4 separate regions of the Mus musculus genome follow, and all the other regions are linked to region 2. Evidence: chromatin loops called from intact Hi-C (ENCODE). Cell type or tissue: left cerebral cortex. All regions are shown on one strand.

Region 1 (8,000 bases), 220 kb after region 2:
GACTCTCTGGAAAGTCTGACCTTAACAAATCACCCTCAAAGAGAAAATGTTCCCAGACAAGCTGGGCAAGATCTGGGCTCTTCTTATAAATCTCTAGCTAGCCACTGCCCTTTGTTCCCAGAATCACCACTGATTCTCCTCTCCTCTCCTCTCCTCTCCTCTCCTCTCCTCTCCTCTCCTCTCCTCTCCTCTCCTCTCCTCTCCTCTCCTCTCCTCTCCTCCCCTCCCCTGCCCTCCCCTCCTCTCTCCTTTCCCTTAAACTCCCCTGTCCTCTCCCCTCAGCTCTTCCTTTTCCTACCCCTCCCTCTTCCTCTCCCCTCACCTTCCCTTCAAAATCCGATTTATTCCAGGTATGCTAAGTCGAGTTAACCTTTTTTTATAATTTTTTTTTTTAGTGCATTGGTGTTTTGCCTGCATTCATGTTTTTCTAAGGTTGTAGAGTCCCCTTGAACTGGAGTTACCGACAGTTGTGAGCTGCCATATGGGTGCAGGGAATTGAATGCTGGTCCTCTGGAAGAATAGCTGCTAACCACCAAGCTATCACTCCAGCTCCTGAGTGAACCTTAAAAAAATGTTACTCTGTGTGTGTGTGTGTGTGTGTGTGTGTGTGTGTGTGTGTGTGTGTTTCATGACTTAGTTTATGTATGGAAATCACAAGGCAACTTATAGGAGTCCTCCTCTTTATCTACCATGTTGATCCTGAATATTTAACTTAAGTTGCTGGGCTTGATGGCAAATGCTTTTTACCAGCTGAGCCATTTTATCAGCTCTGAATCAACATGTGAAAAATCAATAAGATAACAATAAGCTAAAGAAGAAATCACGTAATCATAATAGAAGCAGAAAGAGTAGATGACAAAATCCTGTATCAATTCACAGTTTAAAAAAAACAAAAACAAAAAAAACAACTCCCAGAAAACCAGAGAAAACTTACTAAATATGATAGAAAACACCTACAAAGACAACTGTACAACTAACATTAGCATCTAAAGGAATTTAGAAGATTATTTGCGAAGATCAGGACAAAATGTTCTCTGTTCGCAACTCCTTTCTGCATCATACTAGAAATCTTAGGAAATGAAACAGGGCATGGAAGGGAATTAAGAAGGGAAGATCAAGAAAAACGAAATAGAATTTCTCTTGTTCACAGATGACATGATTAGCCATCTAGGAAATCTGAAAAAATGAGAAAATAAACCCATTGGAACTAATAAACTACTATACAAGAGTGCCAAGATATAAGATCAGGCTACAAAGCAAATCATTTTCTAAATATTAGCAATGAAAAACTAAAATTTAAAATACAAAATACAATATATGTCTATATGTATACCCCTATCAAAATTAGATAGGTACAAATATAACAAAATGTGTATGATATCTATTTAAGGTAACCTGCAAAATTATGAGACAAATTAAAGAGGAAAAATAGGGGATATTCTATTTTCATAGACAGAATACTCAAAGTTGGCAAGATTTCCCAATGCAACCACTCTACAAAAATCCAGTTAAAATGCCAGAAGTTATTCTATGGAATACTAAAAATAATGATTCTATAGTTCTGTGTGGGGCAAAAATCAAGAATAACCAATACAAGAGGAAAGAAGAACTATATAGCTGAACCATTTATATCATATAACTTGAAGACTCAAAATAAAGCTGTAATTATTGGCCAAAATATAACCAAGTAGATCAGTAACAAATAGTCTCAAATAGATATATTAAAATGCAGTGACTTAATGGAAGAAAGTCAATGAGACTGAGAAAACTTTGTCTTTTTTTTGACAAATGTTGGAAGAACTGCTTGATAGTTTAAGAAACAGAGAGAGGAAGAGAGAAAGGAAAATAGAAGAGACAGGTATAGAGGAAGGAAAGAGTGAAAAGGAGAGATAGAGGGAAGAGGGAGAGGGAAGGAGAAAGATGATAGATAGATAGATAGATAGATAGATAGATAGATAGATAGACACAGAGAGACACAGAGAGAGACAGAGGAATCAGAGAGAATATCAGGTAGAGATCTTCAATTTTTTTGAATAAAATATGGATTTATAACTAAATATAAAGAACAAGATTGTTAAAGTCTTATAGGATAAAAGAGGGGAGATCTATTTCATTCTATAGGGGTGTGATACTAAGAGTTTACATAATGCCAAATTATATATTAGTTCCTGAATGAACTGATAAGTTTACATTTGCTTTGAGCCTAAAATAGTTCTAAAGATTGAGTCTTTGTGAAAACTGTTATAGATGGTGAGTGGATGGGGCTGATACTACACAAAGGGCTGTGGAACCCTCGGGAGAAGACTGGATAGAAGTAAACCTGTGAGTGCTCAGCTGTGCAACATTGGAACGGTAGCAAACCCTCTCATCCTTATCTCTACCTGAGAAGGTGGGTTACAATCAACCTTTACTGGGAGGAAGGTGACATAGGTAGTAACATTTAAAAGTAGCTGAACAGGTAGATCATCTGATCCCAAATCGTCATTTTTACTCCCTGATGTGTCTAGTATTAATTAGACTCATTTCTGCCATGAAATCTATCACATGGTACACATGAAAGTACAGTTCAACTCCAATTTAACCCTTATTCCAGGATCCAGTTGATGGTGTATATTTTGTTAAGAAGAGTAGATCATGTTTTTTTTTTTAAAAAAACTATATGTCAGGTGTTCAGCATATTTGTTAAGTAAATATATGAGTTGGAGCTGCATATATACAGAACTGAGTTAGGTCCATGAAAACAGTGCTGAGTAAAAAGAGATCCACACATGGGTTGTTCTAGTTTACATTTGTGTTGTGGAATGATTCTGTCAATGCATTATACCTGTAGTATTTATAAATAATGAATGTTTTGAGCACCAATATGTACTAAAAACTGTGCCCAGCATCAAGGATTCAGTCGTGAGTGATTTTCTTTCATGGAGCTATATGTTATTTTTTCATGAGATGCCTATACAGCAAAGTGGATGCTAGGATACCCACACTTTTCTCTGTTCTTGACGTATATAAATACACCAACTGTTTAATTGGCCATTTTGTCTAGCTTTGAAGACTTTGAAAGGGTTGCTAAGTTTCGTTACTGTGAATAAATGCTGCCCCCTTCTGGATCATTGGCAAAAATACCAAAGACATTAACAGTTCCTGTGTTTGTAAAATTGGGGACAGAGGTTAAATTTTATTATTTAACCAAAAAAGAGTTCTATGCTTGAAAAGCTCCACCTGCTTGTCTATATCTGAGAACTGAAGATATCAGCAACAAGGAAGCATAGAAGGAACCACCATGACCTATGATACATTTTCCAAATTCACTAGACCAGAGCCAGGATTACAGATATTCTTATTGTTTGTGTGTGTGTGTGTGTGTGTGTGTGTGTGTGTGTGTGTGTGTGTGAGAGAGAGAGAGAGAGAGAGAGAGAGAGAGAGAGAGAGAGAGAGAGAGAGATCATAGTCTGCAGATTTCCAGGCAAGAGAGTTTAAGAGAAGAAAGAGAGAGAGAGAGAGAGAGAGAGAGAGAGAGAGAGAGAGAGAGAGAAAGAGAGATCATAGTCTGCAGATTTCCAGGCAAGAGAGTTTAAGAGAAGAGAGAGAGAGAGAGAGAGAGAGAGAGAGAGAGAGAGAGAGAGAGAGAGATCATAGTCTGCAGATTTCCAGGCAAGAGAGTTTAAGAGAACATTTGGTCTATAAGAACAGATTTAATATTCTATTCCACTAAAGATAATCCTTTAGCAAACAGTCATCAATCATCCACTATGTGCTAAGATGCCATGAATACAATAACCACGAAGAGCTGGACTCGTCTGTACCCATTCAGAAGATAAAAATGCAAGTCAATGATTAGAGACAGCACTTTGATGACACCCTCCAACAGAGACCTTCTGTGTCTGGAAGGACTCACCCATCTCAGACTGAAAGGGATGGAGGAAGGCTGTCTAAAGGAACTGGTTTCTTACTGTCCAGGTTTTCAAGGTCCCTTATGAAATAAAAGGAGCACAATGCCAAATTTCAATCAGGTATTCATAACACTCTTTTTATTTTTTTTTTGTCCTTGTGGTATGGAATCTTTTTTTTTATTATGTATTTTCCTCAATTACATTTCCAATGCTAACCCAAAAGTCCCCCATACCCTCAACTCCCCTACCCACCTATTCCCACTTTTTGGCTCTGGTGTTCCCCTGTACTGGGGCATATAAAGTTTGCATGTCCAATGGGCCTCTCTTTCCAGTGATGGCTTACCAGGCCATCTTTTGATACATATGCAGCTAGAGTCAAGAGCTCCTGGGTACTGGTTAGTTCATAATGTTGTTGCACCTACAGGGTTGCAGATCTCTTTAGCTCCTTGATTGCTTTCTCTATCTCCTCCATTGGGGGCCCCGTGATCCATCCAATAGCTGACTGTGAGCATCCACTTACGTGTTTGCTAGGCCCCAGCCTAGTCTCACAAGAGACAGCTATATCAGGGTCCTTTCAGCAAACGCTTCCTAGTGTATGAAATGGTGTCATCATTTGGAGGCTAATTATGGGATGGATCCCTGGATATGGCAGTCTCTAGATGATCCATCCTTTTGTCTCAGCTCCAAACTTTGTCTCTGTAACTCCTTCCATGGGTGATTGTTTCCAATTCTAAGAAGGGGCAAAGTGTCCACACTTTGGTCTTCATTCTTCTTCAGTTTCATGTGTTTTACAAATTGTCTCTTATATCTCGCTATACTAAGTTTCTGGGTTGATATCCACTTATCAGTGAGTACATATCATTTGAGTTCTTTTGTGACTGTGTTATCTCACACAGGATGATGCCCTCTAGGTCCAACCATTTGCCTAGGAATTTCACAAATTCATTCTTTTTAATAGCTGAGTCGTACCCCATTGTGTAAATGTACCACATTTTTTGTATCCATTCCTCTGTTGGGAGGCATCTGGGTTCTTTCCAGCTTCTGGCTATTATAAATAAGGCTGCTATGAACATAGTGGAGCATGTGTCCTTCTTACTGGTTGGGACATCTTCTGGATATATGCCCAGGAGAGGTATTGCAGGATTCTCCGGTAGTACTATGTCCAATTTTCTGGGAACCGCCAGACTGATTTCCAGAGTGGTTGTACAAGCTTGCAATCCCACCAACAATGAAGGAGTGTTCCTCTTTCTCCACATCCAGCCAGCATCTGCTGTCACCTGAATTTTTTATCTTAGCCATTCTGACTGGTGGGAGATGGAATCTCGGGGTTGTTTTGATTTGCATTTCTCTGATGATTAAGGATGCTGAGCATTTTTTCAGGTGCTTTTCAGCCATTCGGTATTCCTCAACACAAAGACAAAAACCACATGAACATCTCATTAGATGCGGAGAAAGCATTTGACAAGATCCAACACCCATTCATGATAAAAGTCTTGGAAAGATCAGGAATTCAACGCCCATACCTAAACATGATAAAAGCAATCTACAGCAAACCAGTAGCCAACATCAAAGTAAATGGTAAGAAGCTGGAAGCAATCCCACTAAAATCAGGGACTAGACAAGGCTGTCCACTCTCTCCCTACCTCTTCAACATAGTCCTTAAAGTCCTAGCCAGAGCAATTCGACAACAAAAGGAGATCAAGGGGATACAAATTGGAAAAGATGAAGTCAAAATATCACTTTTTGCAGATGATATGATAGTATATATAAGTGACCCTAAAAATTCCACCAGAGAACTCCTAAACCTGATAAACAGCCTCAATGAAGTAGCTGGATATAAAATTAACTCAAACAAGTCAATGGCCTTTCTCTACACAAAGAATAAACAGGCTGAGAAAGAAATTAGGGAAACAACACCATTCTCAATAGTCACAAATAATATAAAATACCTTGGCGTGACTCTAAGGAAGTGAAAGATCTGTATGATAAGAACTTCAAGTCTCTGAAGAAAGAAATTAAAGAAGATCTCAGAAGATGGAAAGATCTCCCATGCTCATGGATTGGCAGGATCAACATTGTAAAAATGGCTATCTTGCCAAAAGCAATCTACAGATTCAATGCAATCCCCATAAAAATTTCAACTCAATTCTTCAACGGATTAGAAAGGGGAATCTGCAAATTCATCTGGAATAACAAAAAACCTAGGATAGCAAAAACTCTTCTCAAAGATAAAAGAACCAGTGGTGGAATCACCATGCCGGACCTAAAGCTGTACTACAGAGCAATTGTGATAAAAACTGCATGGTACTGGTATAGTGACAGACAAGTAGACCAATGGAATAGAATTGAAGACCCAGAAATGAACCCACACACCTATGGTCACTTGATCTTCGACAAGGGAGCTAAAACCATCCAGTGGAAGAAAGACAGCATTTTCAACAAATTGTGCTGGCACAACTGGTGGTTATCATGTAGAAGAATGCGAATTGATCAATTCCTAACTCCTTGTACTAAGGTCAAATCTAAGTGGATCAAGGAACTCTACCTAAAACCAGAGACACTGAAACTTATAGAGGAGAAAGTGGGGAAAAGCCTCAAAGATATGGGCACAGGGGAAAAATTCCTGAATAGAACAGCAATGGCTTGTGCTTTAAGATCGAGGATTGACAAATGGGACCTCATAAAACTGCAAAGCTTTTGCAAGGCAAAAGACACCATCAATAAGGCAAAAAGGCCACCAACAGATTGGGAAAGGATCTTTACCTATCCTAAATCAGATAGGGGACTAATATTCAATATATATAAAGAACTCAAGAGGGTGGACTCCAGAAAATCAAATAATCCCATTAAAAAATGGGGCTCAGAGCTAAACAAAGAATTCTCACCTGAGGAATACCGAATGGCTGAGAAGCACCTGAAAAAATGTTCAACATCCTTAATCATCAGAGAAATGCAAATCAAAACAACCCTGAGATTCCATCTCACACCAGTCAGAATGGCTAAGATAAAAAATTCAGGTGATAGCAGATGCTGGCTGGATGTGGAGAAAGAGGAACACTCCTCCATTGTTGGTGGGATTGCAAGCTTGTACAACCACTCTGGAAATCAGTCTGGCGGTTCCTCAGAAAATTGGACATAGTACTACAGGAGGATCCTGCAATACCTCTCCTGGGCATATATCCAGAAGATGTCCCAACCAGTAAGAAGGACACATGCTCCACTATGTCCATAGCAGCCTTATTTATAATAGCCAGAAGCTGGAAAGAACCCAGATGCCCCTCAACAGAGGAATGGATACAGAAAATGTGGTACATTTACATAATGGAATACTACTCAGCTATTAAAAAGAATGAATTTATGAAATTCCTAGGCAAATGGTTAGACTCATCCTGAGTGAGGTAACACAATCACAAAAGAACTCAAATGATATGTACTCACTGATAAGTGGATATTAACCCAGAAACTTAGTATAGCGAGATACAAGATATAATTTGCAAAACACATGAAACTGAAGAATGAAGACTAAAGTGTGGACTCTTTGCCCCTTCTTAGAATTGGAAACAATCACCCATGGAAGGAGTTACAGAGCCAAAGTTTGGAGCTGAGACAAAAGGATGGACCATCTAGAGACTGCCATATCCAGGGATCCATCCCATAATTAGCCTCCAAATGATGACACCATTGCATACACTAGGAAGCGTTTGCTGAAAGGACCCTGATATAGCTGTCTCTTGTGAGACTAGGCCAGGACCTAGCAAACACATAAGTGGATGCTCACAGTCAGCTATTGGATGGATCACAGGGCCCCTAATGGAGGAGCTAGAGAAAGCAACCAAGGAGCTAAAGAGATCTGCAGCCCTGTAGGTGCAACATTATGAACTAACCAATACCCAGGAGCTCTTGACACTAGCTGCATATGTATCAAAAGATGGCCTAGTCGGCCATCACTGGAAAGAGAGGCCTATTGGACATGCAAACTTTATATGCCCCAGTACAGGGGAACTCCAGGGCCAAAAAATGGGAATGGGTGGGTAGGGAAGTGCGGGGGAGTGTATGGGGGACTTTTGGGTTAGCATTGGAAATGTAATTGAGGAAAATACGTAATAAAAA
Region 2 (8,000 bases):
TCACTGATAATCACAACTATCTCATCATTGCTACTACAGCTGATGTTCTTCACTGATATCAAAATAGCAATACTTCCACTGTTTGGAGTCCCAGCAACCCCCCCAACCACATCATGTATGCAAAGGGTCTAATGCAGACCCATACCATCTCTGTTGTTGCAGCTTTAGTCTTTGTGAGCCACTTTTGAGCCCTGCTTAATTGATTCTGTGGCCCATGTTTTCCTGGTGTTCCTGACCATGCTGGCTCCTACAATCCTTTCTCCCTCTCTTCTTCAAGTGTTCCTGGAGCTCCACCTAATGTTTGTCCATGGGTCCCTATTCCTGCTTACACCAACTACTAGTGGAAGCCTCTCTGATGATCACTAGGCACCCATCTATGACATAGATACAAGCATCCCTGCGTACATGTGTACGGACATACATATTTATTTTTGCCAACTGTGTTTGGTTCTACCTTTGATCTCTGAGCCATCCAGCTTCTGAATCCTGGCCATCCAGGCAGGGTCAGGCATGAGCTTCCTCTAGTGGTTGGACTTCCAGTTAGACCAGTTATTGGTTGGCTACTCCCACAAGCTCAGAGCCACCATTGTCCCAGTGCATTTATTGCAAGCAGTACTGGTTCATAGGTTGGTGTCCCAGTCCCACCACTGATAACCTAACCTGGCTACAGAAGATGGCCAGTTCAGGCTCCATATCCTCCATTACTAGGAGTCCTCTCTAGGGTCACCCTGATAAACTCCAGGAAGTTTCCACTGCACTAGGTTTCTACATCACCCCCTAAATATTCACCTATTCCAGTTGTCTCTCCCTGTGGGCTCTCCCTCCATCCCACCTACCCCACGATGATCTCTCTTGTTCCTATACCCTCCTACTCCTAGTTCATCCACAAAATCTATTCTAGTTCTCCTTCCCAGAAAATTCTGTGCCTCCCTCCTAGACCTCTGCTCTTTATATAACTTCTCTGGGTCTGTGGATTGTAGTATGACTATCCTGTACTAATAGCAAATATCCAATTCTAATTCAATACATATTGTGTTTATCATTCTATGTCTGGGTTGCCTCACTCAAGATAAATTTTTTTTCTAATTCCTTCCATTTACATGCTAATTTCACGACGTCATGTTTTCCTAGCAGACGAGTAATACTCCATTGTGTAAATGTGCCACATTTTCTTTATCTATTAGTTGCTTGAGGGTTGTTTCAAGTTTCTGGCTATTATGAATCCTGAACATAGATGAGAAATGTCCACATGGTAGAACAGGACATCTTTTAGGTTTATGTCTAAGTGTGGTATTACTAAGTTTTGAGTTAGGTAGATTCCCAGTTTTCTGAGGAACAGTCATATTGATTTCTATAGTGGCTAGATGAGTTTCCACTCTCACCAACAATGAAGGAATATTCTTGCACCACATCCTTACCAGCATAAGGTGTCATTTGTATTAGTGCTCCTAGCCATTCTGACAAATGTAAGATGGAATCTCAAAATAGGTTTGATTTGCTCTTCCCTACTGGCTAAGGATGTTGAACATTTCTTGAAATGCAGTCCTTACAAGTTAGTGGAGTGTTTCATTTGTAAATGAGAATTTATAAATTAGCTTTCATGTCTATTTTAAGACAAATGCAACTGTCTTCCTGTGAGATCATGATTGTCTATTTCCTGGTGACTGGAAAATTCCTAAATAATAGTTTAAGAAAATTTGAATTCGGAGAGAGGAGAGCAGGAAGTTCAGGACTGGATTTGTAAGGCTCAATTTCTCAGTTGAGGTTTCTGTTTCCAGGTAAGGCTACTTGTGTCAAGCTGACAGGAAAAGCCAACCTAGCTGTCACAAGCTAAAAGGCTTTCCTGCAGTACAAGTGTTATATCACCAAGGTCAGGAAACACAGAGGAAAGGTCCCTTAGATTGAAATCTTTAAACCAAAATGAACCTTTATTTCTGTCAAATATTTTGTCACAATGGCAAAGAGTCTACTTAGCATAGACACCTAATGTAAGAAGTAGGGTCTTGCGGTGATAGTATAACCATGCAGTTCAGAAGCCTCTGAGGTGGTTTGTGGCAACAGTTTAGAAAAATTAAGATTCACCTTAAATTCTATAAGCAGAGAGCTCAGAAAGCCAAATGCTGATAGAAATGTTGAGCTAAAAGCTGAGTTGAGTGAGGTTCTAGGAATGGCTGGCAAAGATGCACAAGGATCTCAGTTTGGATGCCTAGCATTTATGTTTTTAAAAAGCTACACATGATGGTACATAACTGCAATTCCAATGCTTGAGACACATGTAATATCTGGGAAGGAGCGCTCTAAGCAGCAGGCAGGCAGCACAGGAATGAGGTCACCTGGCTTGCCAATAGCAGCCTATATCATTCAACCACACGCTCCCATACTGGACATGAAGGTACAGACTTTGGTGTTGCTTTCTAAAATGTTTTTAGTATATTTCTCTGCTTTGTGTACAGGGAAATGAGCTTGAATTGGAGAGCAGAAGACAACTTGTAAGAATTTTTTCTTCTGTCATGTGTTTTGTGGATTGGACTCAGGTGAGTTTTGGAGACAGGTGTCTTTACCCACTGAGTCACTTGTTAACGTGGGGCTACAGAATGTAATATTTGGCCTCTGTTGTAGTCTTGATTTTGTCTAATTCACCCTCCTATTCTAGCTATCCTTCTTGGGATGGGGATATTTCCTCAATGTCATTGTATGTGGGAATCATTTAACTACCTTTTTAAATTTTGCAGGGTGTATAGATGTACTAGCTTCCCTTGATTTCTCAGAGGAGGCTCTGCACTTGCACTTTTGAACAATAATGGAATTGTTATGATTCTAGGTCCTCTTGAAGATTAACCTAGTACATTATTAGATGTACTAAGGACTTTGGCAGCAGAATTTTTTTTTTATATCAAGTTGACTTATGATGGATTGGTGTCAACTGGACTGGATTGAGAGACTAAGTAAAGTTTACCTCTGTGTGTTTGCAAGTAAGTTTCTGGAGAGTATTGTCTGAGGTGGGGCAGGGGGCACCTTGAATGGAACTGACATTAATAGGTTGGGAACCCAGAGGGAATAAAATGGACAGAAAGAACTCACTGGCATAGGGTATTCTCTTGGTTCCTGAGCTGCCAAAGTGTGAGACGTTTTCCTGTACTGTGCCCTTCTGCCATGATGTACTGTCTCAGTAAAACTGCAGAGAAATGAGTCAGGGACTGTGAATAGAGACCCCTGCAACTGGGGGCCAAAATAATTTCTTTGAGTTGTTTGTGTCAGATGTTATGTCATAGTGAAGAAAAATCTCATTAACACAGCTTGTATATGTTCATGTTTCAAAAATCCTTTGAATGCATGGAGACAGTGGCCTATCTGTTCCTCAGTTTACTTTCCAGTCATCAAATGCGAAAAGACCCTACATACTTTGTGTGCAGCACCTTTTGGCATCGACTCAGTGAGTCAGGCAGAGACTGAAGACAGGTTTGGATATTGCAAATTTTGTTAGTTTTGTTCTGAGGATGAACAGTGAACAATCGTGATTTTTGTAGTGCTGAACTGAGCCTGTGTTCCTCTTCTGCATTCTTCTAAGGGTCGATTTGTAGGGGAAAATTCAAAAGCCTGCCTGTAGTTTATAGAATGCATTGTGATGCAGATCAAATGCAGTCCTATATAGAAAATAGCTTAGTGTGTGTGAGCCTAAAAGTCTTTCCACAATTATTCAGCTTTGCCATTATGGTGAGGAAATCACCATACATGCTACCTGAATGGGTGCTGAAAACTAACACTTAGAATTTCTATTTGTGAATATTATCTTGATTCATAACACTGTCAAATAGCTTAGCATGAAACCAAAAAAAAAATGAGCATCTTTTTTTGGCACATCTATAAACGATGACATTACTTTATCCACTTAGCACACAGTTGTATGTAAGATTTAAAACATTGCTGAGGCTCAACAAAATTGCTAAACCTTTTTAGCAACGAAATGAACAAAATTAGCAGCACTGTAGTGGAACCATGGATGAAAATATCCTTTGGAAAAACAAGACTGGCCCATATGCAAGAGGTGGGAAGAAGTTAGACACAATTGTTCCACAGCAGGCTTGCATTTGGAAATGAGGCAAGGAGGCCATTCATTACTATACTAAATATTGCCTTCTGCTTACCAGACATTTATTTTTTAAGAGCAAATGATAAAACAAGATCTGAATTATTTTTGTAGACTGGGAATATAAGCTAGTGTCTCCATTTATTTATTTTTGTCACACACGCACACATTTTTAAAGCTTCAACCATCAAACCTATGCTTGTACACATTTACTGAGTTCCAGAAGATAATTTACTAAGGTTGTTATAACTCGGCTTCAAGCAGAATGCTGCACTTGAGTCGGGGAGTCCTGAGGGAAAGGGAATGTTTAGCAGTGACGAGTATTTTTTTTCTTTTCTTTTTTATTATTAGATATTTTCCTCATTTACATTTCAAATGCTATCCTGAAAGTCCCCTATACCTTCCCCCCCGCCATACTCCCCAACCCACCCACTCCCGCTTCCTGGCCCTGGCATTCCCCTGTACTGGGGCATATAATCTTCGCAAGACCAAGGGCCTCTCCTCCCAATGGTGGCTGACTAAACCATCCTCTGCTACATATGCAGCTAGAGACACGAGTTCTGGGGGTACTGGTTCTTGTGAGGCTATATGCCAGTGTTTGGCAAATACAGAAGTGGATGCTCACAGTCATCTATTGGATGGAACACAGGGCCCCCAATGGAGGAGCTAGAGAAAGTATGCTAGGAGCTGAAGGGGTCTGCAACCCTACAGGGGAGACAAGTATTTTTTTTTTTAATCAGTAGCTTTTGAGAATGGAGCAGGCAAAGGGCACATGTATTTCCAAGATTACATTATACATATTTGACTTTACTTTTCAAGTAGAGTGATATCACTTCTCATTCTAACCCATTTCCAATCACCATGGACAAGTAGATTCTTATCAAGAAACTCAATTTTAGAATTTTAGAATTGAGTCTTTAAAAGATCTGTCCTGAGATTTGGGGCACAGTGAGAGTTTAGAATGTGTACAATATTCTTGAATCACTGTGTTAACTTTCTATCATACTGCTGTGAACAGGTGAGGTCAGCAATGATGTGGGGGTGGGGATGGGAGTGAAAACTTACCCTGTTGAGTATCTCTGCCTTCTTTCCACACATTAAGCAGATCCAACTCTGCTTCACTTCTAAAAGTGCAGAGCTGTCAGATAGTAAAGAAAAACAAAGTACATGAAGTTTCTCTTAGGTGTAGATGTGGAATAGTGTTTCCTTTCTTGGATCTTAGAAGGCACCTTCATCACAGTACACAAGGATTTTCCTGGTACCATGGGGATTTATTGGCACAAGATATAATATGCTACAGAGGTACCACTCCCATCCACAGAATTATGTCTAGTGGATGACAAAGCAAATATACACCCGGCTCCTGACACGTGATGTGCAGAGTCTGAAAAAGAGGGGATGGGAAACTTGAAAAGAAAAGCAAGAAAACAGAACAGAGAAATAAGTTTGCTGCTAGACCTCAACCTTGCTTAATTATAAAAATCAAAAAAAAAAAAGCATACAGTTAAAAGAAAAGCAGACATTACAGACGTGAGACTTTTGGCTGGAAGAGGAGAGGTGCTCTGTTGAGCAGAGAGATCAGCTAAAAGGCATAGGATAAAAATGAAGTTAAAGAACTGCCTAATCTCAGAGGATTCTCAGAATAATCTAAGAAGAATTCATTGGATGACCTTAAAATAGCAAATTGGTAGGCCTTTAATGATACATTTATACCACTTTTAGTACCTTTAAACATGGATTTGCCTGAAAATAAATGTAGAAAACTATGTTTGGTGATTAACATTTTGTCTTGCAAATTCAGCCTTATATTCAGACCTTTCAATCTATGAAAAACAGTTATCACTACAAACAATAATAATGAAATACAATTATTCTATGCAAATATGTATCAATAAAATGATTCCTAATGACATTCTGCTATGCCTATAGCTCAATTCCTTACTCGCCATCACCGGAGACCCACAACCAAAAACTATGCAAAGAATGAGAGGCCTTGGAATGCTCAGTCCTAAATCAAATTCCTCCCCTCAAGACTCAGGGAACCCTGTGGAAGAGAAGAGTCAAAGAGTATAAAAGTCAAAGGGGATGAAGGATACTGATAAAACAATACTTTGTAAATCAATATGACCAAAGTACGTATGAACTCACAGAGATGGAAGCAGCATATACAAGGCCTTCAAGGGTCTGCATCACATCCTTTGCATATATATTACGGTTTCTATTTTAGTGTTTTTATAGGATCCCTGAGTGGATAAACAAGTGGCTCTCTGTTTCTTGTGTCTTCTCTCAGGCTCTTTTCCTTTAGACATAGAAGTACCTATACAATTTTTGTTTTCTTGTGATAAAGAGAGCATCTGGTGATATTTGTACATGTGTCAACACACAGCAAATAAGTTTGTGAAGGAGGACTATCTCTCCTACTTGAGCTTTTGTTTGGAGATGGAGTACATACATAAATAATTGAGTAATTAATCTGCAGGAAATAGGGCTAATTTGCCAGTGTAGATGTTATACTTGTAAAGGCCTAGGCCATCCAGGCTTATAAAAACTTTATATTCTCTGATTAACTTTGAAAATGTCCCTGGCTAAGGAGCAGAAATTTCAAGAAAGTAGAACAATGTTGTCCAAACACTTGTTAATTTCCATATAGGTCTCTCGGGCTTCATTCATTTAGGAGATGCTTACTGTGTGCCAGGCATAATTCAAAGTATTGGCAATACAATGAGACTATGATGAACATGGATCTGATTATTAAATATCCATGGTCTGAGCTCCCAAACTCTTAGACAAGTTTGAATCTGGTTATAATTTAATATAATTAGAAGAAAGATTCCTTTGTATAAATCTAGATTGCTGCTGAAATTATTTGTAATTGAAAAGGACTGGTGATACACTTCTAGTCTGGACCAACAACCCATTTAAAAATCACTAGTAGTTGTAGGTAAATCAGATTTTCTAATTTATGCATGATGTGGTGCAGTAGAACATATTTTTTATAGATCTACAACAGCAGCATTGGGAAGAGAAGCATGCAAGAAAAACACAATTTTAAATTTTGCTTTTTATTTCTAAAATGGGTTTCTGTCATAACTCCTAAAAGGCATCACCATGTAAATTATCATTAAATAGCTCTGGCATAATTTATGTTAAGAGGTTTGGGCCTGTTTATATAGCCTAGAATTTGCTAAAATTAGTAATATGATATTCCATATTTAGCAAACCTACAGAGCAATGAATATGGACTCATGTCTATTGGGGAGTGCCATTTGTTTAAATTCTGTTTGTGGCATTCATGAAATGCAAGGGACTTCCAACTCAAATTCTGCACTATTAGGCTGCAAGTTCTACTCTGAACCAAACCAGATGGTGATCAGCTCTACTCCTATTATCAGCTCAGTGCAGGGATGGTTACCAGACCTTACTTGCATTGTTAACATTTGGAATAGATTAGCAGCAGTTAGGCTGAAATGAGAAACCTTCGTTTTACTAAAAGGTTCAGAGCATATCATATTATAAAATCTGAAAGACTAGTAAGAAAAATTATGAGGGAGAGAATTCACTGTCTACCTCGGTTTCTTCATGAAGGATGTGTTATTTTCCTTTCTAAAAGAATGATGGTGTGGAGTATTGTGGGATTAGAGTCTATAAGACCATCAACCTCCTGAGGTGCCCGTTGCACAACTTCTTGAATTTATCTGTATAGCCATGATCAAAACAAGTCTTGAGCAACAAGAGGATTGCTTACACTTGAGGGATTTTCTCTGCAAAACATCTGCACATAACACACACACACACACACACACACACACACACACACACACCTGCACCATATAACACACATGTCACACATACATGCACATATCACACACACATGTATCACATGCATACACACCACACATGTTTTTACACACAT
Region 3 (8,000 bases), 180 kb after region 2:
AACAAACAAACAAACAAACAAAAAGCCAAACAAAAGTGACATCATGAAATTTATAAGCAATAGAGTGAATGAGAAAAAAATCATGAGTGTGATATCCTATACCCAGAAAAGTAAATATGTTATGTATTCACTCATATGTAAATATTTGCTATTAAGTCAATTATAACCAAACTACAATCCACAGAACCATAGAGGTTAGGTATGGAATGAGAGACTAGAGGGAACACATAGTTCTCATTAGGAAAGGGAAATAGAGTAGGTGTATATGGATGGATCTCTGGGTCTAGAATGGGATGGGAAGTTGAGAATGGGGAGTGGAAGGACATATGGGGAGAGACAGCTAAAATTAATTGCCATTTGAGGGGTTGTAAAGGAAACCTAATACAGTAGAAACCCCCTAAAATACACATGTGAATGAAGTTAAATGAAATTACCAATTAAAGGGGGCAGGGGGAAACAGAGACGCAACTGGCCATCTCTTGTCAGCAAATGAAGCTTCCAGAACTGGTGTTGGGTTACACCTAATTGAGTTATTAGAGAATAACCCAATAAAAAGAAAATAACCCAATAGAAAGAGAGACCATGGGAATAATCAAACAATTCATTCTGTTGCCAAGACTTTAGGTTACTCTCACAAATTGACAGTAAAGCCGCATTGCTGAAAACAATACCTGCACAACTCACAGACTATGGAGTTGTCTATATGGTGCCTACATAGAGACTTCACCCCTATGTTCCAGCATCTTCATTACAGGAAGGTAGTGTGCATGCTATGAAAGGAAAAGCACAAAAACCAAGTCAGCCACTATCTGCAAGATATGTTAGGGCAATGGTGGCTAGCATTTTATAGAAGTAACCAACCAATAACTGAATTGACTTATGGCCCAATCCTTAAGATGCAACACATACACAGCACTGCTTAGGTGATCAAGAACCTGAAATTTGATACCTTAGAGACATAGGGTGAAAAGAGGTACTACTGTTCTAAAAGAAAAGAAACAGAAGAAAAGAGAACAGAAGAGAATAAAGAATAGTGATAAAATGATTGCTAGTAATATTCTTCTACTCTACTTAGAGATTAGTGCTTTGTTCAACCATCATCAGAGAAGCTTCCTCTTGAAGGAGATGGGAACAAATACAGAGGCCCACAACTAGGTATTACACAGAGTGAGATACCTTAGAACACTCATTTGTAAGTGGGATGTCACTGTCAAATAATCCCCTCAGATTGCAGGGAACCCTGACAAAGAGAAGGCTGAAAAAAACATAAGAACCATAAGGGATGGAGGATAACAAGGAAACAAAGCCCCCTAAGTTAACATGAGCAAAGCTCATATGAACTCATAGAACCTGAAGTAACATGCAAATGGGCTGCAGGGGTCTGTAGCAGATCCTCTGTATAAATGTAATAACTTCTGATTTAGTGCTTTTATGAAATTCATAAGAACATATTCAATTAGGATTCTGATTCTTGTCCACTCTTTTGTGCTCTTTTCCTTCTCTTTGTCTGTCTTTTCTGACTTCAATGTAATAGTTTTATCTTACGTGAAAATGTGAAAAGAAAAAAATCACTATTTATTAAAATTGATTTAAGATGAAGTTTGAAAAAAATCTTAAAAGCAAATGAATCCATCCAAATGTCATGGAAACTTCAAACACATATGACTCCAAGCCCAAATGATTTTATGAGGAATTCTGTTAATATTTAAGGTTAAAAGAGACTATTAGTATACAGACTTCTAGGAAATTCACACTAAATGCATTACAAGAGAATTTTAGACCAATACCCTTCATGAACACAGACAAATGAAAGAATAATCAATTGTATAAAAACACTAGCAAACTGTATCCAGAAGCAAATGATAAGGTTGATGCATCATTATCAAAAGAGATGTATCCCAGGTACTCCAGGCCAACTTAGCCTTCACAAGAAAATCAATGAGGCAGTCATGTTGGCCCAGACCTGTAATCCCAGCATTCTAAAGTCAGAAGCAGGAGGAACATTATCCTTGATTATCAAAGATTATCCTTGGCCATATATTAAGTTCTAGGTCCAGCTAGACTACATAGGACACTGTCTCAAACAAACACAAAGAAAACAAAGTCAATCTGTAAAATTTTGCATATTAAACAAACAAACAAACAAACAAATAAATAAATAACTAAACATCTCCAGTTATGCTGGATCAGAGTCCCAGAAAATGACCAGTGATCATGTTAAGAAAGAAGCCCACTAGACAAAAAAGTTTAGAATATCATGCCTATGCTCAGTGAGATGACGGGTTTGTTGCCAGGGAACAGCTGGATAGATCAGACTTAAAAGGTGCCCCATCAGTCTCACCAAAGCAGTAATTTTGATCCAGTAAACAACCTGGCATCTGATGAGGGTACCTAGCTGCATTAGCTGAATGTGGCTGTAATAGGCTGAAGTCATCAGAAACCCCTGATGGTCAGCACTCACTCCTGAAAGTTGTTTCTTCTATATTTGGCTGTCAATATCTCAGACTACCTTAAAAGACAAGCCACCTGCTCTATGAGCAGAAGCAAAATTTCACTACCAACTCAGAGTCCTGACATGCCTTGGTTTTCAGGGTAGCCTAAAACTAGGATTCTCCTAGGCCCCATATGCCCATTGATCTGTACCAGCACATTGCAGGTTCACACAGTCTCCTGTGCCAAAGGCAACCACACTACTTTTTATTTGTGGTTGCACTCAGAGTTTTCTCATGGTCAATGACCCCTAAGACCCAAAGAGAAGCAGGTGAATCTGAGGTTAATGAAATATGGAAATGCTTAAGAGGATTTTCACAACCCAAGAAACTCTTCGATGGGTTGGCTCTCATGAAATGTTGAGTCCTGTTTTCCATGGCATGGTAGAACTGATGTTGTCACTCTGTGGTCAGGAGCAGGGAAGCTGGCAGGGTGGAGAGAGATTAGTGGGCCACAAATATGTAACTGGTATTGCCCAGCAGCTGGGAGCTGACAGTCTACAGGGACCACAAGTCTACAGGAGAAGAGCAACAGCTCAACTGAATTAAAACCATTTATGACTTAAAGCATAAGATAGGAATGCATTTGATTATCTAAGAGTTTGATATATTACTTAATAAACAATTTTTACATTGATTACCTTCAAAATAAGGCATGAATTAAGATAATATGTTCAAGGAATTTAGCATATTGCTAGGATCAGAGTGATGAATCAGTTAAAACCCTGGTAGGTTTTATTATTCTTCTGTATGTGGCAGTAGGTCCAAACAACTTAACTTTAGAAGTAAGACTATGATGTTGGAATTCTTCCTTCTTTGCACTAGAGAATTTTGATGCTTCTTTGAGTTTCTGTACCTGACACAGTGGGTGGAAAATCTCCACTCATGAATTTGGAAAGGGCAGGCACATTGCTACAGCAGCTGCCATCCAATGGTGTGCGGTTAGTTTGTGTAATTGAAGCCAAGTAAAGTGAAGGCAGTGCTGGCAAATGAGCCCTTCTATGGTGCTAAATAAAGAACTGTGAGCCCATTTGGAGTGGGCAGGGAAAAAGAAAAAGTTCCTAACAGTAGGGAATGACTTCATCTAGGGACTGGAGGCTATGTCTAAACATTACCAAATACTGAAATAAAGTTATACAAAATGTCTTTAGTTGTCCAGATCTATTGCTTTGATGTCTATAAAATTAGGAAAATATAATATACTCTTGTTTTGAGACAGGGTCAACAACTTGTTGGCTTGTTCTGTGAAAAGTTATATCATGGATGAATACTGCATACTGGACCAGTAGAGTTGCTTTGTGGGGCTGTCAGGTTGAACCTAGGAACACTCTTCAGCCTCCTTGAAACTGTTCTGTGCAAAACTCACATAGAGATGGAGGTTCTTTGCTATTTGTAGATTGTATGGCCAGTCAACTTTGTTATAATAGTGTTTCCATTCTAAGGATTAAAATATACAAAGAGATGCATTTCAACTTCCTTACTTCTTCAGAATTTTCTGAAAAATGGTCAGTGCACAAAATTCTTCAGATGTTGAATGTCACCACATCCCATAAAATCCACAATTTCATGCCTTTTAGCCTCAGTAGTCAAGTGTTTCGAGGCTGTTGTTTTGGTTGGGACATATCATAGAGAATGAATAGGATTGAATTCAGTTCAGCACAAAACAGTGATTCCAAATTCTGGTTCACAGAGGACGGAACTGAAAAATTTCAAAAAGACACAAAGGAAAAAAAAATAATTTAGCTCAAAGAGTTGATGACAGACAGTTAGTTCCTGATGTAGCAGAAATGCAAATAGAAAATCATGATTGCAGTATTCTAAGGACATACATTCAAGTCCTTGGACAGTCATCATCTTTTGGGTTCAGTTTCCTCTTAAATTATATAATTAAAAAAAATAAAGTCAAGTATTTGTAAAGAGCTACTCATGATTCAGGTTGGATGCTTAAGGAATTTGTTATTTCATCCAGTTGATCTTGTAGCTGTTTGAAGGGTGGCTCTAGAAGTATACATCCTTAGCCCATAGAATGATAGAAAGAAAATGTTAACCCTAACCTTTTTGCCAGTGTTAATTATAAAGACACATTCTCATATTTATCTTTTATGACCAAATCTTTGAATGGACAATATAGCTGTGGACTATGCATTATGGAAAGCTGTGGTACGCCTGCCCTATAGAAGTGCTGTAACACCAAGCTTATGAGATCTACCTTATACTGTAAAAGGCATGGCAGAAGAAATAATGCTCTAACTAACACAAGACATTATGGTATGTTAAGAATCCACTAGTTCACCTAACAGCCCCATGAAATCATTTTATTATATTCACACATGGTTGGAAATTTATTTCAGGAATGATATTTATCTTATGTTCTTACCAGGTACAACAGGTAACTAAATGGAATACTCTGTGGCTACTAGAAATACACATTTCTGCCTTCACTATCACATGACCTAATAATATTGGGCTGTTGGATAATAGCCTACACTGGAAGCATCTTGACATTGTTAAATTAGAAGGCTTATTTTGAATACAAGCCCCATTCTTAGAAAGCTCTTCAAAATGCTAAGAGGTGAATAGAGTCATACTTAATGATAACTAGTAGTATTCCAGAGAGAATGTGGCCCAAGAGAAGTCAGCTGAAAAAGGTTACCAAGAAACCTGCAAAACTCTAAAGCACCTGAGTGATAGACTTCAAACAGGCTTCAAGCAAATTCTCCAGACCACATAATGCAAGGGCAGTTTGTGTAGGGCAATGATAAAACCTTGGAAATGTGGGAAAAATGCCAAGTCTAGACAAATCCATTTGTGATGAAAATACCCATGCCCACTGTTCTGGTCAGACTTTAAATTAATAGATGAGTACTGCTATCAGAATGTTTGAACATTATTTGGTTTATAAGTAATACTTTTACTTTGGTTTAAGTTTAGGTCTGTTCTTCATGTTGAGAATTTCAATCATGAGTACACTGTTTTGCCTAACTTCCCCTCCTCCTCCCTCATACTTCAATTCTAGTGCTCGGTCACTGTCTCTCAAATTCATGAGTTCTTTTCCTATAATTATTATTGTATAAGTGTGTGCATGCACTTGTGTGTGTGTGTGTGTGTGTGTGTGTGTATTCTAAAGACAATGTGTAGGTTAAAATATTTTTAAATTTTCCAACATTTTCACAAAATACTAAATTAAGTGTCCTCTTGGTTGGAATTTTTTGGAGGAATGTGTTTTTGCACAAATACCAGAATTCTCGTTGGGAATTCATTCCAGTTGTCACTGTGGTAGATAGTATAATAATACTTTCCGATGTTTTCGTTAGAGATGAATGCTCGAACTGCATGACTCAACTTGACTTTTCAGTTAAATCCTGACGCCTGTATGAGGAAACTTAAATATTCATTAATCCTTCAAGATTTATCGTTTGAACTAAGGTGTTGCCAGGAATGCTAGCTCTAACCATAGTTTTCTGAATGTCAAATGCATGAATTTCTTGAAGACTTGATATTATGTGTTGCTCAAGTGACAATGGTCAGTTCTACACATGGGGTGAACCCAAGGATTAATCCCTTCCTCCCAACTGTGAAAAGTCATGGCTCAGAAGCAGAGAAGAATTAATCATTCCCACCCCAAGAGAAAGAAAAAGTTCTTTTTGTTTTGTTTTGTTTTGTTTTGAGACAGGGTTTCTCTGTATAGCCCTGGCTGTCCTGGAACTCACTTTGTAGACCAGGCTGCCCTCGAACTCAGAAATCCACCTGCCTCTGCCTCCCAAGTGCTGGGATTAAAGGCGTGGACCACCATGCCCGGCAAGAAAAAGTTCTTAAGATAATTTGGAAGTTGGTGGAGATCCACATCAGTCCTCCTCTTCTTGGTTGAGGTAATTCTGACACACATGCTTTATACTAATGCCAGATTTTCCTGTGGTAATATACTGTGCTAAGTGTCACAATAGCACATCTTTAGTACTTCCTTCTTTTTTTAAAATGCAATTTTCTTCAGTGTTGCCTATACCTAGAAAATTACTTGAACTGTAATTCTTACCTCAGGTTCTTCTTGGAGGTCTAAAATTAAAAGAAAGGTAAAATTCAGATTTCCTTAGAAATTTCTAAAATGGGGCTGTCAACATGGCTTCTCAGGGCAAGAAAACATTCCTTATTTATTCATATTTTTCCTTATTTATTCAAAATAAACAGCCACCACAATGCAATGAGTATTTCTGAAAAATCTAACAGGAAATCCTCACAGCTACCATATATGGCAATTGAATTAACATTTTGAAATCCCAGTTAGTGGAACCCAGTGAGTCATCAGGTGTTAGACAAATGCTGAGTCTGTTTCTAGCCAGTATAACAAGCTCTGTAAAGTAACTCTGGCTACAGGCCTATTCTATTTTTTCAAAGCACATTGAAATAAAATTTTAAAAACTCTGTTAGACTCTCATCGAGCTAAGTGGCAAAAAAAAAAAAAAAAGAAAGAAAGAAAAAAGAAAAAGAAAAAGAAGAATGAAATTTAGAGAAGGTGACACAGCAATCTAGAGAATTTGACACATGAATTAAAATGCACTAGGATGGGACATGGACCTCAAATGAAGCTACCCATACTTGTTGAAAGAGTCCTACTGCAGAGAATGACATTTATTTGGAAATAGATGGAAATATTTAATGGAACTTGATGGAATATAATATTGATATACTTCAGTATGGTAAATTATGAAACTGGGATTATATTATTCATATTATTTCTCTAGTAAGGTGACAATTTAAAGAAAGAAAGAAAAAAATGAAAAAGCCTGAGAGAAGACTCAACTAGCCTTTAAGAAGGAGCTATAAGTTGTAAGACTTACATAAAATGTGGGACAAAATTGAATGTAAATTTGAAAGGTGATCTTTTGTTACTTCGGTGAAAGAATTTACATTAGCTTACAAATTCAGGTCACAGTACACCCACCGTTTTAGAGAAGCCAAGGCAGAAACTCAAGGAACTTGACACATAACAAGAACACAGCCAAGAGCAGAGAGAAAGAAAAGCATCCATGCTGCCAGTGTGCTTGTTCCCAACAAGTTTATGCAGGAACCACTGCCTAGGGAATTGTGTCACTCACAGAGGGCTGTCTTTCCACATCAATTAAAAATCAAGACAGTCTCCCACAAACAAGCCCAACCCATCAAGAATTTGTCCCCATATGACCATAAATTTAGTAAGGTTAACAGTTAATTAATCACTACAGGTACTGGAGACATGGCTCAGCAGTGCATAGTGCATTGAAGAAGGAATATTACCAACATCAGGTGGCCCACAATTACCTGTAACTTCAACTCCAGCAGTTGCAAGCACCTCTATTTGTCTCTGCTAGAGCCTACACTGATGTGCACATATATCTACAGATACAGAGTCAAACACATAATTAAAAAAATAAAACATCTTTAAAATCAAGCTAGCTTGATTGTTTTGGGGAACATCTATGTCTTTTTTTTATTATTATTATTCCTTAATCCATTTTTAGAGTCAAGACTTCATCC
Region 4 (8,000 bases), 150 kb after region 2:
GAAGAACAGTCAGTACTCTTAACCACTGAGCCATCTTTCCAGTACCTACAATATCTCCTTAATGAGTATTCCTTTGAAACAAGTCAACATAATGCAAATCTCTCTAGAGAGACTCTCTGGTCAAGGCCACAGCTTCTTTTGTGCTTTATTCTACTTAGCTAAATCATCTCTTTGGAATGTCATAAGAGGACATTCAATCCTTTGTTAAGAGACTTGACCAACCTCAATTATTTTATCCTGCCTATGTCTGCTGAAAAATTCCAGAGAACAACAGACAGAATCACATGGGATTTTGGCTTGAACCAAATAAAACCAGTGTGGAATGCACAAAATAAAGATAGTTTGTCAGAGTGGTAAATCAAATGTCACAACCATGGAACATGATCATTTTACTATGAAGTTTGTTCTTATTAAATGTCCTATGTATTGTGTGTTTTATATAGTATATAAGAGCTTCCTTTGGTTAGTGCAAATAAAAATCTTGATGTCACAAATCATCATTTCTGTTACATAATAAATAGCTCATTTGAGATCTACTAATATAGTACTCTGATTTACTATAAAATATTAATTTTAACTACCTTTGTTAGGTAATTTTTGGTTCAGTTTGGATTCTATAGCTATCAATTCTCTGATACCCTTACTGGAAACATTCATTTCTACTACATTTTCTATTTTCCACACCACTGCAGTAAATTCTAAGCTTGAAATCTGGAACATTCTTAGCATGTAAGGTACTAAACATGGTAAAACCAAGACTTTGTTTATATCCACAAACTAGGATTACTTAGAAATTAGAATCTTCAAGACTGGCTGGTATCTTAGTAGTGTCTGATAACCTTTCCATTTCATAATGACTAAGAGCTTTATAAACTTTTCCTTCTTGGGGAATTACTTCAAGATTGACTAGAAAATAGAGATCACCTGATGCAAACATCTCCCTACCCTAGAACACAAAAGTCCACATGGCAACATCCACCCTTTTTTTTCTGTATATGTAAAGTCTGTCAGTGTCTACAACCTTCCCTCAGATTCTTCCATTTATACTTGGTTTTATAAAACTCAACTGTAAGACATAATATTAAATGTATTAAGTCTGGATCAGAAAGATTCCTATTGCAAGTTTTCTCTCATTTGAGGGCTCTAGATGCAATAAATGCATAATGTCATGTGTGTACATGAATGTATAAGTGGAACTGGGGAGAAAAGGAGATCAATGAAAGGGGTAAGATGGGGGAATCATCAGATATGGGGAGGGATATGCTCAATACATTTGATAAACGGATTAAAAATAATTTCCAAAACAAACAAATGAATCCATCCACACACACAGGTATCTTGTCTTTCTTAACCAGATTTTCTGGCATATTGTTGAGAACATGAGATAAAAACTGTTCAGGAATTCATGGACTCCAAAACAGCTGTTCTGAAAATACCTGTACTAGAGGCCAGTGATAGCTCAAGAGAATTCTGGCTCCTGGTCCCTTGCTATCTCTTACCCTTCTCTGGAAGCTATATGAGGATGTGACCAATCCAGATACTTTGAACCTCAAGGCTAGACCAACTGGATGGATGAGCTTCTTCTTACCATAAGTTCATGAATTTTATTCTTGGAATTTATGAGATAAATATTCTAGAGGCCACTTACTCTAGAGCCTTTGTGTGACATGTCTGGGATCCTGACTCTTGAGATTAAGCCAACCCAAGCACCAAGAAAGGTCCTCAAAGACATCTAAAAATTTCCCATATAATATAACACTGAGCATCAACATCTGTTTTAGGTTCCAATTTTGTCGTCATCCTTGGTAGAAAAGTCAATAACCTTTCTGTCTGGCTGGTATGATTTTAGTTCTCAAGAGTTATACCCTCTCCTCCAGTGTGATTCTACAATTGAAGGCAGTATCTAGAATAATTTTGTCTAAAATATAAAGATTATACTCTCTGCTACACATTTGCATTGTCTTCTCATAAAAGTCAATGTCGTTGCACTTGCCTGTAAAAATCTGTGATTGTTGGATTACCATTTCCCCTTTAACCTCTCGACCTATGTTGTATCTCATCTATCTCCCTTAGATCAAACCCAGAAGAGTATTAGACTGGGTTGTCCTTTCCTTATTTCCAGCTCAATCATTTTGTTCTCTCAGAGTCTTTCTAATCTCTCTATTCAAAATTGTTTGACATCTTTCTATATCTTTCTTTTTTTGTTAGTGCTTCCTACCACCTAAAGTGTGGGAAGCCACATATGCCATTACAAGGTGGCGCTGCCTACCGCTGGCCACCATGCATAAGTTTGGGTAAACAACCAATGTGTACATATGCAGTAAAGTTTTTTGCTGAGTCACTGCCTGGCCCAGGCATGTTAATGAGGTTCTGTGAGGTACTGAGAGCATAACCAATCAGGTGTAGATATGTAAGTGAGGTATGTTAATGAGGTTCTGTTAAGTTCTGAGAGCATAACCAATCGGATATAGACATGTAAATGAGGTAGTAAATGCATAACCAATCTCCTAGGCCTATATAAGCAGCACCAGTTCTGGGCTCGGGGTCTTTTCACCTCTGCAATCAAGCTTTCCCAATAAACGTGTGCAGAAGGATCCTGTTGTGGCATCTGCTTTGCTGGTGAGTTGGGCCCTCACACTAAAGTTCTGTATAAGCATTTGATTTGCTTATGGTCTGCGTTCTCCCAGAAGAATATAACCTTAAAAAAAATGACTTTTTCAGTCACTAAAGGACTAGGGATATCCTCTCCCACTGAGGCCAGGCAAGGCATCACAGTTAGGGGAATGGAATCTACAGGCAGGCAACAAATTCAAGGATTGCTCCCCTTCTAGTTGTTGGGGGACCCATATGAAGACCAAGCTACATATTTGGTACATATGGGGGGCTTTGGTTGGTAATTCAGAATTTGGGAGCCCCTAAACATTCAGGTTTGTTGACTCTGTTGGTACCAGGGGGATGTGATACCCAGAGCACCTCCTCCTTCTTAGAGGAGAAGTAGAGGGAGAAATGGAGGGAAGAACTTGGAGGGGGGCTGATATTGGAAGGTAAAGTGAATAAATTAATTAATTAATTGAAAAAATAACCCACAGTCAGATCACTCAAAAAATGTGTTTTTCTTCTGGTAATCAATGAGGGAGTAAATTCTTTTTCTTTTCTTTTTTTTTTAAATTAATTTATTTATTTTTCGAGACAGGGTTTCTCTGTATAGCCCTGACTGCCCTGGAACTCACTTTGTAGACCAGGCTGGCCTTGAACTCAGAAATTCGCCTGCCTCTGCCTCCTGAGTGCTGGGATTAAAGGCGTGTGCCACCATGCCTGGCTTGGAGTAAATTCTCTTAAAGCAAGTGGAATTACAGAGACAAAACTGTTGTTGCACAATGAAATTGAAGCACAGTCCTGAAAACTCACCTACATGGAAATCTGCTCTTATGCTTCACTGGTCCTCAGACACTATTCTGCGGAGCAGAGCAGACAGACCCAGTTAGGGGTAGGCTGATTCCCTGTCAGCTTTGATGGGGGTGGGGATCCTACTCTTTGTTTCTTTTCAATGGAAATTTTCCCTTTCTTTCTGTTTGCTCTCTCTTCCTTGGAGATGTGGAGTCACTGTAAGATTGGCAAGTTTTCCAGGGAAACCTGGCAAGTGTAATTCCTCCCACTCCCAGTTGTCTGCCTGTCTGCAGAGAATTCGCTCTGGTAGACCATGTGAAAAGTTGCTGGAGGAGGCATTGGACTGTCTTTCCCCCACAGACTGAGTGGGTGAGTGCATTTGCTTCATGGGAAGTTTATTTCTGCAGCTCTCCAGCTGCAACCCTTTTATCTCCATTTGCACTGCTCCATTGTGCTTCAGTTCAGAACTGAAGGGGAGAAAATAACTAGTCACCTAACAGTCTCCTCACATGGCAATGATATTTTCCACAAGCCCATTCTCCACAAGTGCTTAGAAGCTGCTGGCTGAGGAACATGCAGTCATTTGTGTCCTCATAGCAGCTGGAAGCAGAAGGAAACCAAGTATCTTTCCACTTATGCTGTGTTTCCCACTTAGCTCTTTACAGGTTTATTAATCCCTCAATGGGTTTATCTATCTATAATCTGGCGATGCTTATTGTCTTAGTTAGGATTTTATTGCTATGTACAGACACCATGACCAAGGCAACTTTTATAGGAACAACATTCAATTTGGACTGACTTACAGGTTCAGAGGTTCAGTCCATTATCTTCAAGGATGGAACATGGCAGCATCCAGGCAGACATGGTGCAGGAGGAACTGAGAGTTGTATATCTTCATCTAAAGGCTGCTAACAGAATACTGGTTTCCAGGCAGAGAAGATGACAGTCTTAAAGCCTACACCCACAATGACACATGTACTCCAACAAAGCTGCATCTACTCCAACAGGGCCACACCTTCTAAACCATCACACTTACCCTACATCATTCTCTTTCAAGGCAGAAGAGAAGAGCCTTTGTTCTATACCTGCAGTTATCCTATATTCCAGGAACACAAAACCTCACAGGACAACCCCTATGAGCAGGAATCATCTTCTTTTTAATATTTTCTTAAATTTATTTTTATCCACTTTACATCCCAATATCAGCTGCCCCTCTCTTCCAAGTCCACCGCTCTCACAGGTCCCTTTCTCATTCCCCCATCCCCTTCTCATGAAAGAAGGGGTATCCCCACCCTGCATCACCCCTTTTCTACCCCTCACCCCACTTGTACATCAGTCACTGCAGGACAAGGCACATCCTCTTTCATTGAGGCCAGTCAAGGCAGCCCAGTTAGAGAAACAGGATCCAAGGAAGGCAACAGATTCAGGAACAGTCGCTACTCCACTTGATGGGGAATCTTCATGAAGAGCAAGCTGTACATCTGCTACATTTATGCAGAGGCCAAGGTTCAGTTCATGCTTGCACTTTGGTTGGTGGTTCATACTCAAGGAGCCCCCAAGGATCTAGCTTAGTTGACTCTGTTGGTCTTTCTGTCTAGTTATTATCTTATAGAAACAAGACGATGACCCTCAAGCCATGACAGCATGATCATTTATTCTCACTACCTGTGTAACTGGAGCTGAGATAGTGAGCTAATAGATCATATTTTGCCTTACACTGATTTATCGTGCATGTCCCAAAGATGTGGCCACTAGACCTCTTTTCTTTGTTCACCTTCCATTACATCATTACATTCCACATTCATCACATCAGTTTCCTCTGCTTTTTACCACTACTCATCTTATTAATTGATGTATAGGGCTGAACCTAGGATGCTGATACTCTCAGATTAGGATTTTTTGGCCCCAAACTCTTAGCAGCAACTTCTTGGGGAGGTAGGTATTCTGTACCTGATTGTCCTAGAACTTGCAGTGTAGAACAGTGTGGCCTCGAATTCAAAGATCCACCTTTCTTTGCCTCCTGATTGTTGGGATTAAAGGCATGTGTCATCATGCCCAGCTTTCTACACTAGTGGGGATTTCCATTTCATAAACAGGCTGTTCTCCCTGTGGTTGCTAGTTTCTGATTCTCTTGAGTTGAGTTGCAACCACTCTTACAATCATTGCAATTCTGAAGAGACAAATGTATAGCACTCTGATTATATTCACCACATCCAGTGCAAAGTGAAGAATTCAGATAGAATCTCCGTGGTTACATATGTGTGTGTCCTATTTCAAAGTGTAGATAACAAACTACACATCGAAAAATACAAAATTAAGTCTAGAGACATGTACAAGGGAAATTCTGATTTTTTTTTCCCTTAGGAAAAGCAAATCTTATAATACCATATGAGTGTCTACTATTTTAAAATGTTCACAGTTTCAATTTAAATGAAAAATCAAGCCCCTTCAAACTCTAGATTTTTTTCTAAAGAAATCATTATAAAAATGGAATTAGGTTCAGAATTCATAACAAATGAAAACCTTTTTCTTTGGGGTTTTATGAGTATATAGTAGTCATAAAAATCATTTTAAAGTATTCACTTGAGACATTTAAATGTTACACTGTTTTATAGACAATTCCAATCAATATGCTGATTTACACATAAGGGAAATGTTGAATCATTACAGTTTAGAAGGAGAGTGTTTGGCACAGTTAAAAACTGAATCTGTAAGTTCTAGGCAGCTTCATTTTATAAAGATTTACCAACTACCAAGCACAAAGCATGGGGCTAAACCATGGAGACATCCAAAAGATAATCAGAATCAGTGTCCATGACTCTCCCAGTTAGCTTGAGAATAAAGACACGAATTCACTTGATTAAGTATGTGCTACTCTTCTCAGGCTTGGGTGTAGCTTGCTCAGGTATTGGCCAAATATATTAGAGCTATGTTTGAGTTTCAGAATACTGAAATTTTGGCTGGCAAATGCTCTGAAGCATCCAGGAATGGTTCAAATTACATGGTAAGTAAAACCAAACTATAACACAAAATGTCCTTAGAGAATTGAAAGATCTATTATTTTGAGATGTGGACTTTAATCACCATAAATTAAAATTCCAGGGACCAACAGTCTGGTAGTCACTAAGACCAGGTATTGAATGAGAACAAGATGAAATAAAATGAGAAGATTCATAGCCATTGCTGCAAGAGCAGAATGGCCAGCTGGCGACTCATTTCTGGTGGCTACAGGCTGTGTAAATTCTAAGTGTAATGTCTGTCTTAGAGAGACCCCAACAAGCACCAGATTATCCGGGTACAAAGAAAGACATGGATTCTATGAAATCATATAAGTTAGTTAACTATTTTCAGCAGTTACATCTTTGAAGCTTGGTGCATGGGAACCCTCCAAGAAGCAGCAGACAGATAACAAAAGGGGGGAGGGGGAGAAGCATAAACATACCCATGCACATTTGAACTTGCCATATTTGCTCTTTTAATATCACATTGTCTTTAGAGGTGAGTGTAAATCCAGATCTTCTGGATGTATTAGAAATGAGGGGGGAGTTTACAAAGTCAAATCTACAACATTACAAAGGAGCTGGTTGTGTAGTAACAAAAGTTGTGAAGGGAAAGCTGGTATAGCAAATGAATCTCAGAATAATGATTATGAGAAAGAAATAAAAAGCAAAAGCAAAAGCAAGCAAACAAACAAACACTCCCAGTTGGGTGATGAGGAAAGCTCTAGGCTAGGCAGATAGCAATCTGAATCATGGTTCATTTATTTATTTAGTACTTTTCTAGTCTCTAGTAAAGCAAATAATTTGAGTGTCAATGGTAAATCTGAAATTATGACCCTTACCTGATAACTTGAATATAAAGGCTAGAAGATTTTTCTGGTTTATAACTAGTTAATTATTAATGACTTTGGAGATAATTGGCATTTCAGTAATGAAAACTGGAAGCTAAAAGGATAATTAGAGGGGAAATAAAAATAATAAATGCATCATACCTACACTATCAATGTCTCTGATGTAAGAAAGGTAATCAATAAAAGAAAAAGGAGGGATCCGATGATATTTAGATAATAGCAGTAGGTAAAATTAACTTTCACTTTTCCAAGATGGGGAAGATCTGTGAACATAAGGATACTTGGTAAAAATAACCAGCATGAAGGAACGCATATAGAAAAAGTACAGAAAAAAAAAACATAAATCAACATGTAATTTAATGTTTAGCAAGTAAAAGACAATTTTTTCCTTCAAAACAAAAGATATGGACACGACCTAGAGCTAGTGATAGGTGTCTGGATTTTATCCACACTTGTATCAGATACTCAACTTTTTGGTTTTTATTGTGCTCAAGTTTTCCAAGGCAATTGGTAGCTTGCATTCAGTTTCTTTTTCAAGAACGCTTTCTTCCTTTGATTCTCCTGTGTAGAGAAATTCTAGTCCACCAACATGGTTGCTCTGACAAGGTATACTATCCAAAGTCCTTCTAGATTTGCTGATCCAGCTAGACTATAGTCATGCCTTTAATCCCAGGAAACAGAGTTTATGGCCAGCCTGGTATGAAGCAAGGTTCAGGAAAAGGAATCCTTAAGTCCAGAGGTGGTAGTACTAGCCTTTAATCCA

What was found. Peaks named below come from ENCODE experiments on the same cell type or tissue, not always from the same donor. Only the 100,000 strongest peaks of a DNase experiment are listed, where the experiment ranks them.
Region 1: it touches region 2 in a loop (2.6-fold over the local background); 7 of 42 quality-filtered maps call a loop at or near these places.
Region 3: it touches region 2 in a loop (12-fold over the local background); 2 of 42 quality-filtered maps call a loop at or near these places.
Region 4: a loop joins it to region 2, with 5 times the contacts of the local background. A loop is called at or near these places in 2 of 42 quality-filtered maps.

What each region holds. Positions count from the first base shown.
Region 1 is chr15:43,755,371-43,763,370 of GRCm38, forward strand. No RefSeq gene overlaps it. Among named protein-coding and RNA genes, the nearest start is that of Tmem74, 110 kb to the right of the region's middle. In left cerebral cortex, a CTCF peak has its summit at 3,118 (motif pointing left); a DNase peak (open chromatin) is centred at 3,059.
Region 2 is chr15:43,537,961-43,545,960 of GRCm38, forward strand. No RefSeq gene overlaps it. Among named protein-coding and RNA genes, the nearest start is that of Gm41316, 39 kb to the left of the region's middle. In left cerebral cortex, no CTCF peak of the experiment used is centred here; a DNase peak (open chromatin) is centred at 4,033.
Region 3 is chr15:43,714,331-43,722,330 of GRCm38, forward strand. No RefSeq gene overlaps it. Among named protein-coding and RNA genes, the nearest start is that of Tmem74, 150 kb to the right of the region's middle. In left cerebral cortex, no CTCF peak of the experiment used is centred here; DNase peaks (open chromatin) are centred at 3,439 and 6,797; H3K27ac peaks cover 2,003 bases.
Region 4 is chr15:43,691,962-43,699,961 of GRCm38, forward strand. No RefSeq gene overlaps it. Among named protein-coding and RNA genes, the nearest start is that of Tmem74, 170 kb to the right of the region's middle. In left cerebral cortex, no CTCF peak of the experiment used is centred here; DNase peaks (open chromatin) are centred at 3,697 and 4,277; H3K27ac peaks cover 1,985 bases.